Linked DNA regions of Homo sapiens: region 1 is linked to region 2. A link is an interaction called in ENCODE POLR2A ChIA-PET data of the cell type or tissue named here. Cell type or tissue: OCI-LY7. All regions are shown on one strand.

Region 1 (4,000 bases), 590 kb after region 2:
GGGGCTGGGGACTATTACATGTAAGCCAATCAAATACAGCCATAATGTTCCCATCCTTAAATCACATCTCCTGCCCTGGGGTATTGGGTGCTCCCGGAGTTTCCTGTACTCATCCTCACTTCTCTCTTTGTAATCTTTTCCCCCTACTCTCTCCTTTCCTGTTTTCTCTCAGTTCCAGTCTTCCTCCCTTAATTACTGTCCTCTCTATTTATCATCTTGGTCAAGAATATGCCTTTTAAAGGCCTCATGCCCAAGCTGCATCCCACCCTTCAGCCAGCATTCCTAGCACCCTGCCATCCTCCGGTTTCTTTTGTGTGGCCTCACCAGCCGCTTTCTCTCCTCAATGTGTCACCGAACATGGGGCCATCTGGAAGTGTGTTTAGAAGATAACGGAGCACAGGAATAGTCCCAAGAAGTGCATTTAAAAACTGTTACTGTGTAATAACTTTATGATACATTCTGCCGCATCCTCTTAAAAATACCTTTTGTATCTGTTTTCTTGTCATTTCCATTATGCCTTTTAAAGTGGGTTGAAGACCGTGAATGAACAACTGAGTGGTGTACCATGGCTGCCCTTTTGCAAAATTGAAGACCTTTTTTTCCCTTCTGTTTAGAGACAGGGTCTCGCTCAGTTGCCCAGGCTGGAGTGCAGTGGCATGGTCATACCTCTGTGCTAAGCTATCAGGAGGATCACTTGAGCCCTGGAGTTCGTCCCCTGTAGCTGAAACTACAGGTGTGCACCACCATGCCCAGCTAATTTTTTTGTTTGTTTTTTTGGTAGAGATGAAGTCTCGCTTTCTTACCTAGGCTTGTCTTGAACTCCTGGTTTCAAACGATCTACCTTGGCCTCCTGAAGTGCTGGGATTTACAGGTGTGAGCCACTGCACCTAAAAATTGAAGACTGAAGCAGCCTTCTCCCAACTTGGTTTCAGCTCCTTATTAAAAGATGTTTTTGTGTTCGGTCATCTTAGCAGCATGCAAACCAGTTTTCTTATTTTTGTAGCAGTCAAACTTTACAGAGAGGGCTGTTGTGCACTTAGCTACTTATTCTGGAAACTAATGGAAATCCTCTTGAATTTGGGACTTCACATTAGAGAAACTGTCATCTTCTAGAGATGTATGACTTTGTCAATAAAACAATTGAAATCAGTTTGTACTTTTGCAATCATAACCATAGATGAGGCATTGCGCCCTTCACTCTTTCTGAAAATTAAGACTTCTGGAGTATTTAAAAATTTTAATTTTTTATATTTTATTTTATTTTATTTTTTTGAGACAGAGTCTCACTCTGTTGTCCAGCTGGAATGAAATGACATGATCACAGCTCCCTGCAGCCTCAACCTCCTGGGCACAAGAGATCCTCTGGCTTCAGCCCCCTAAGTAGCTGGGACTACAGGTGCACACCACCATACTCAGCTACTTTTTGTATTTTTTGTAGAGATGGAGTTTTCTACAAAACCACAGGCTAGGCTGTTCTCAAACTCCTGAGCTCAGGTGATCCACCTTGCCTTGGCCTCCCAAAGTGCTGGGATTACAGGCGTGAGCCACCGTGCCTGGCCAGTCTTTTTTTCTTCTTATTTTTTAAATCCCTCAGAGAGGTTCCGTCAGTTGGGAGCCAATCAGGAAAAAGAATAACCATACTAGGTATTTCACTCAGAGGAGACAGAATGCAAACAACTTGTTAGAATACTGTTAGAAGGGCCGGGCGCAGTGGCTCACGCCTATAATCCCAACATTTGGGGAGGCCAAGGCAGGCAGATCACCTGAGATCAGGAGTTTGAGACCGCCAGCCTGGCCAACATGGCGAAACCCCGTCTCTAAAAATACAAAAATTAGCCAGGCATGGTGGCACATGCCTGTAATCCCAGCTACTCAGGAGGCTGAGGCAGGAGAATTGCTTGAACCTGGGAGGCGGAGGTTGCAGTGAGTTGAGATCATGCCACTGCACTTCAGCCGGGGTGACAGAGCAAGACTTTGCCTAAAAAAAAAAAAAAAAAAAAAAAAAACTGTTAAAAGGATGGAGAGAATGAAAAGGGGAAGGTGCAGTAATCCAGAAATTAGTCCTTGTGTGAAGCAGCTGCCACCCTTAAGCCTAGGAGAGCAAAGATGCAAATGCGCTGCTGCACACCACAGTACTCCTGGGATTGCCGCTCAGCCAGTGCTAGAGATGCCTAGGACCTGGCCCCTGGGCTGCAGCAGAAGCAGGCCTGCCTTGCTCGTTCTGGGACTGCCAAAGAGAGGCTGCCACTGCCATGGGGAACACTGTTAGAATACAGACACTTGCAGAGATGCTGCCAGAAGCAGATGGGGAAAGAGAGGAAGAGGAACAGCCTCACCCCTCTTCTTGCTTTCTGAACTCCTGACAGTGCCTTATTTTGGCAGAACATAACAGGAAGCCAGCTGGCAGGGGAGCCTGGGAAGGGTAGTTCACAGACTCCAAGCCCCAGCATGACTGAGCAGAGAAGGGCAGGTGTGGAGCTGGCAGACACCAGGTCATACCTGGCATATAGGCAGCTTACATGGGCACCACTGAGATGTGCAACATATATTCTCCTGACAATCATCTGACATGTTTTTCCAGCCTTCGATGTTTCTTTCAGAATTATTGGGTTCTTCGTGGACCTGTTGAACTGAAAAAGGTTTTTATGTATTCTCATGGACCATTTGGTTAGAGCTATTCTTAAAGTCATGCCAAACAGTGAATTTCTGCAAACCCCAAAATGCAGACATTGTTTTAATAGAAGAAACAGTATTGTCACACTGAGCTACTGGAAGGAACGATGCTATTTCTACTGCTTGACAAATGGACCTACCACCTACATATTAAGTAATTTTAGATGTGAACAAATGTAGAACAACTGAACTTAATGTCTTCTAGTTAAGTTGGCTTACATCCCTCAGCTACTTCCTTTCTTTCTCTCTGTAAAAGAAGGAACTGAGAGGTGGTCTGTGAAAAAAAGCAATGAATGGGAAGGATCAGTGGTCACTCCTGGCAGTTTCAAAGTTGAAGAGATGGGCTGGGCCTGGTGGCTTTTGCCTGTAATCCCAGCACTTTGGAGGGCTGAAGTGAGCGGATTGCTAGACCCCAGGAGTTCAAGACCAGCCTAGTCAAAATAGCGAGACCCTGTCTCTACAAAAGTTTTTAAAAATTAGCTAGGTGGCCGGGTGCAGTGGCTCACGCCTGTAATCCCAGCACTTTGGGAGGCTGAGGCGGGCAGATCACGAGGTCAGAAGTTCGAGACCAGCCTGACCAACATGGTGAAATCCCATCTCTACTAAAAATACAAAAATTAGCCAGGAGTGGTGGAGCGCGCCTGTAATCCCAGCTACTCGGGAGGCGAGAGGCTGAGGCAGGAGAATCGCTTGAACTCGGGAGGCGGAGGTTGCAGTGAGCCGAGATTGCGCCATTGCACTCCAGCCTGGGCGACAGAATGAGACTCCGTCTCAAAAAAAAAAAAAAAAAAAATTGCTAGGTGTGGTGGTGCATGCCTGTAGTCCCAGCTATTCAGGAGACAGGCGAGAGGAGATTGCTTGAGCCCAGGAGGTCAAGGCTGCAGTGAGCTGTGATTGTGCCACTGCATTCCAGCCTGGGTGACAGGGTGAGACCATGTCTCAAAAAAAAAAAAAAAAAAAAGTTCCACAAAGTAGAACCAAAAGACACAGGAAGATATCAAAATTAGAGGATCCATCCAAGATCGAAAGAGTAGGAATGCCACAATGAGAAAACAACAGTCAACAAATTACCAAAGGAAATAATGCCAGAAATTTCCCAAGAACTGACAGACAGGAGTAACCATATTTATTGAAAGAGTCCATTATCAATATCCAGCTTAAGAAATGAAATAAAAAAAGACCCATGTCAAATCACAACATAATGAAATTTCAGAGCACCCAGTTAAAGAGAAGTTTCTGCCTCCCTAGGGGTGGGAGGTAGGGGACAACAGATTACTTTCAAAGGATCTGAACTTAGAATGGCATCCAATATCTCAGCAAAAACAGG
Region 2 (4,000 bases):
CTTATAAGGCTCAGGCCTTGCTCCCACAGAGGAAGCAAATTAGCCCGCGTCCTAGGAGAGGTGGGAATCTGGGGCCTGAAGCCACCTCCACACAATGGGGAAAAGCCAGGCAGTATTGCAGATGTGCTCGGGCAGAAAAGGCTGAGATGACCTGAAAATTTCTGTACTTCACGCTCCTTAGCTAGGGCCAGCCTTACACGTGCAACCCAGATTTTTTTTTTTTTTTGAGGGGGAGTCTCACTCTGTCACCCAGGCTGGAGTGCAATGGCACAATCTCGGCTCACTGCAACCTCTGCTTCTTGGGTTGAAGCGATTCTCCTGCCTCAGCCTCCTGAGTAGCTGGGATTACAGGCACATGCCACCACGCCTGGCTAATTTTTGTGTTTTTAGTAGAGAAGGGGTTTCACCATATTGGTCAGGCTGGTCTCGAACTCCTGACCTCATGATCCACCTGCCTCGGCCTCCCAAAGTGCTGGGATTACAGGCGTGAACTGCCGTGCCCGGCCCCCCAGATTATAATTTTAAGGTGTATTTGTTCGTATGATACACATCGTGACATAAAATTTGCAAGGTAATCTCTCACCCCTGACCCTCACCCACACAGTTCCTTTCCTTGGAAGCAAACAATGTTATCAGTTTCCAGGAATATTCTATATGCAAATAACCAGATGTGTATTATACAGGTGACCCTTGAACAACATGGGAGCTAGGGGTGCCCCCTCCTCACCCATAGTCCAAAATTGACATATAACTTTGAACTCCCCAGAACTTAACTACTAATAGCCTCTTGTTGAGTAGAAGCCTTACTGACATGAACACATATTTTGCATGTTTATGTGTATTATACACTGTATTCTTACAGTAAAGTAAGCTAGAGAAAATAAAATGTTAAGACAATTATAAACAAGAAAAATATAATTACTATTCTTTAAGTGGAAGTGGGTCATCCTCAAGGTCTTCATCCTCAACATCTTCACATTGAATGGGCGAAGCAGGAGGAGGAAGAGGAGGGGCTGGTCTTGTCTTCCTTTTTGAAAAGGAACTATAATACTCTGCTTGCTTTTTTTTTTTTTTTGTTTTTAACCTTCACCTAACCATATATCCTGGCACATTTTCCTTGTTAAATTTTCTTTTTTTTTTTTTTGAGACATAGTTTCGTTCGTACAATGGCATGATCTCAGCTCACTGCAAGGCTGGAGAGCAATGGTGCCATCTCGGCTCACTGCAACCTCTGCCTCCCGGGTCCAAGTGGTTCTCCTCCCTCAGCCTCCCGACTAGCTGGGATTACACGCATGCGCCACTACGCCCAGCTAATTTTGTATTTTTAGTAGAGACGGGGTTTCTCCCTGTTGGTCAGGCTGGTCTCGAACTCTCAACCTCAGGTGGTCCGCCTGCCTCGGCCTCCCAAAGTGCTGGGATTACAGGCGTGAGCCACCGCGCCCGGCCGCTTTCCTAATTAAATTTAAGAACTTCATCACCATGTCCTTTCTGATTTCCATAGATGTCTATCTCATACTTTGTTTAACCATTCCCCCACTGATGGACATTGGAGTTGTTTTCCAGCCTTTAACGGCCATAAATAGCGCTGTCGTGAAAAAGCGTGTGTGGATGTCACTGCCCCCATGCAACTGTATCTGTATGATAGACTCTTGTGCAATTGCTGGGTCAAAGGCACCTGAAGTTTGCAATTTTGATCCTAGTAAACTGCCATCTAGAGAGGTGGTACTGGTTCACAGCCCATTTGGGGTGGGGGTGAGCACCTGTTGCCGCTCATGTGAAATGCTGGCCCCTGGAGCACGGGAAGATCCCTGTGCGTGTTCTGTCAATAGGGAGGCTGCTCCAGTGCCGTGTCCCCCAGGAGCCGAAGCCTTCCTCGCTATTCCAGTCTCCAGCGGGGTCATTCTTTCTTGTTCTGTGCCCTACAGATAAACTGTGTGACGTTCCCTCACCCAGACACGATGCCGGAACAGCAGCTGCTGAAACCAACCGAGTGGAGCTACTGCGACTACTTCTGGGTAAGCAGCGCCTCAGTTTCCCCCACAGCGTGACCCCGGTGACCGGGAGTGGACACCCAGGATGGGTAGGAGGGACCTGGATCTCAAAGTGGAGGGGCCTTTCTCGTTGGAGCGTGAAGGGCTGGTGTTAGAGTTTGCATCTGTGACAGGAACTTAGGACCCTCTTGGGGTCCAGCTCATTCCATGAATCTCAGGGGTTCAGCAGGACTTTTGTTCACATTACAGACACTTCAACCAGAATGTAGGTAAGCGGGGGGCCATTTTCTCCGATGCTCAGTGAAGGCAGGAGACTAGAATCTGCCTCAATAAATGAACGTGGGCTCCATACCTGCTTGTCACTTACGTGAGTGACGTTGGACAAGTGCTTCACCTCCTTGGGCCTCAGTGTTCTCATCAGAATTGTGAGGCAGTTGGGCACAGGATCTTCAGAGAGCTCCAGCTTGGGTAATCCTGTAGTTTTAAAACGTTTGCAGATCACTTAGCGAACACAGAGTTTTAGTTTTGCAAGATTAAAGACAATTTTGCAGGTGGATGGTGGTGATGGTCGCACAACCATGTGAATGTACTTCATGCCACTGAACTGCATTCTTAAAAATGGCTAAAATGGTCCGTTGTGTGCTAGATGTATTTTTTTCACCATTCAAATAAATAAATTTGTAGAAATGCAGAGTCCTGTACCTCAGAATATCCTGGGAATGGTCCTGGGCCATTTGCATGTTAAAGTCATAGTGACTTTCAGAATTAGATCACCCCTTTCTGGAATCAGATAGTGGGGATGGTCACAAACCCTGTGAATGTATTGAAAACCACTAAATTGTACATTTCAAAAAAACAAGTGTCCAAAGACTCCAAGGAACAATAAATAAGTAAAAACTTTGTTTTCACCACTTTGCAAGAATGGATTTTTTGAGACAGAGTCTCACTCTGTCTCACCCAGGCTGGAGTGCAGTGGTGTGATCTTGGCTCACTCCAGCCTCCACCTCCCAGGTTCAAGCGACTCTCCTGTCTCAGCCTCCTGAGCAGCTGGGACTACAGATGTGTGCCACCACACCCAACTAATTTTTTGTATTTTATTTTATTTTTTTAATAGAGACAGGATTTCATCATGTTGGCCAGGCTGGTCTCAATCTCCTGACCTCAGGTGATCCACCCACCTTGGCCTCCCAAAGTGCTGGGATTACAGGCATGAGCCATCGTGCCCAGCCGGATTATCTACACTTTTTTAGATTTGCTAACCGAATACTAGATAAAAGTGCTTTTCTCTTTCTACAAAATCGCTTGTACCTTAGAAGATATACAAAGATCCCTGTTGCCTACACCTCTCACCAAGGCACAATTTCTGTAGCTCCAGCTGTGCTGTGTCCAGGGTAGAGATCTGTGCATTGGTTGAGGAAACAGTATAAAGGGGCTTATCTTTGGCATCAGACAGACCTGGGCAGGTGAGCTCAGAGGGCGGGGTAAGCAAGCATCGGGGTAAGCAAGCATCAGAGTGCGTAAGACTTTCTAGGCCCCAGTAAGTGAGTTTTATTCTGCTTGTGGAAGGAGGGTGTTAGAAGGTCTTAAGCAGCAATATGATGTGATCTGATTCATAGGCATTGTGCAGGTGGGGGTGGGAAGTTGACGGGTGAGTGGAAGAGACCAGGAAAGATGGTGGTGGCGGCAGAGAGGGAGAGATGTACCTGGGTTTGGAAACATCATCTCTCAAGAGGGGTGCAGTAAATGGAGGGTTCAAGGAGAGAGTGGTTTGAGCCCTGGAAATGGGTATCCTAGTTGCTGGAGGTCAGCGTGTGGGGTCTCAAGCCTTGGAAAGCTGGTAGGAATGTCTGATGCCGCCTGCATCCAGCAGCATCCGGAGGGCGACACTTGTGAGTTCTTATCTTAATTCGAGCTCTCTGGGGACTCTGATACTTAATCTGCAATCCACTTATCCCCCTGACCATCAAGGCCTTTTCCATTAATAGAAATTTCTCTCTCCTGACACAGTC

The links. ChIA-PET counts read pairs that join two places held together with the same protein. Peaks named below come from ENCODE experiments on the same cell type or tissue, not always from the same donor. Only the 100,000 strongest peaks of a DNase experiment are listed, where the experiment ranks them.
Region 1: POLR2A ChIA-PET joins it to region 2 with 9 read pairs; 2 of 35 experiments call an interaction of 5 or more read pairs at or near these places.

Annotation. Positions count from the first base shown.
Region 1 is chr17:9,354,967-9,358,966 of GRCh38, reverse strand. The region is part of intron 7 of STX8 (syntaxin 8); the gene reads left to right. Among named protein-coding and RNA genes, the nearest start is that of STX8, 220 kb to the left of the region's middle. In OCI-LY7, no CTCF peak of the experiment used is centred here; a DNase peak (open chromatin) is centred at 2,376.
Region 2 is chr17:9,944,909-9,948,908 of GRCh38, reverse strand. GAS7 (growth arrest specific 7) reads left to right here. Exons shown (of 14, transcript NM_201433.2): 6 at 1,926-2,015. Among named protein-coding and RNA genes, the nearest start is that of RCVRN, 42 kb to the right of the region's middle. In OCI-LY7, no CTCF peak of the experiment used is centred here; no DNase peak of the experiment used is centred here.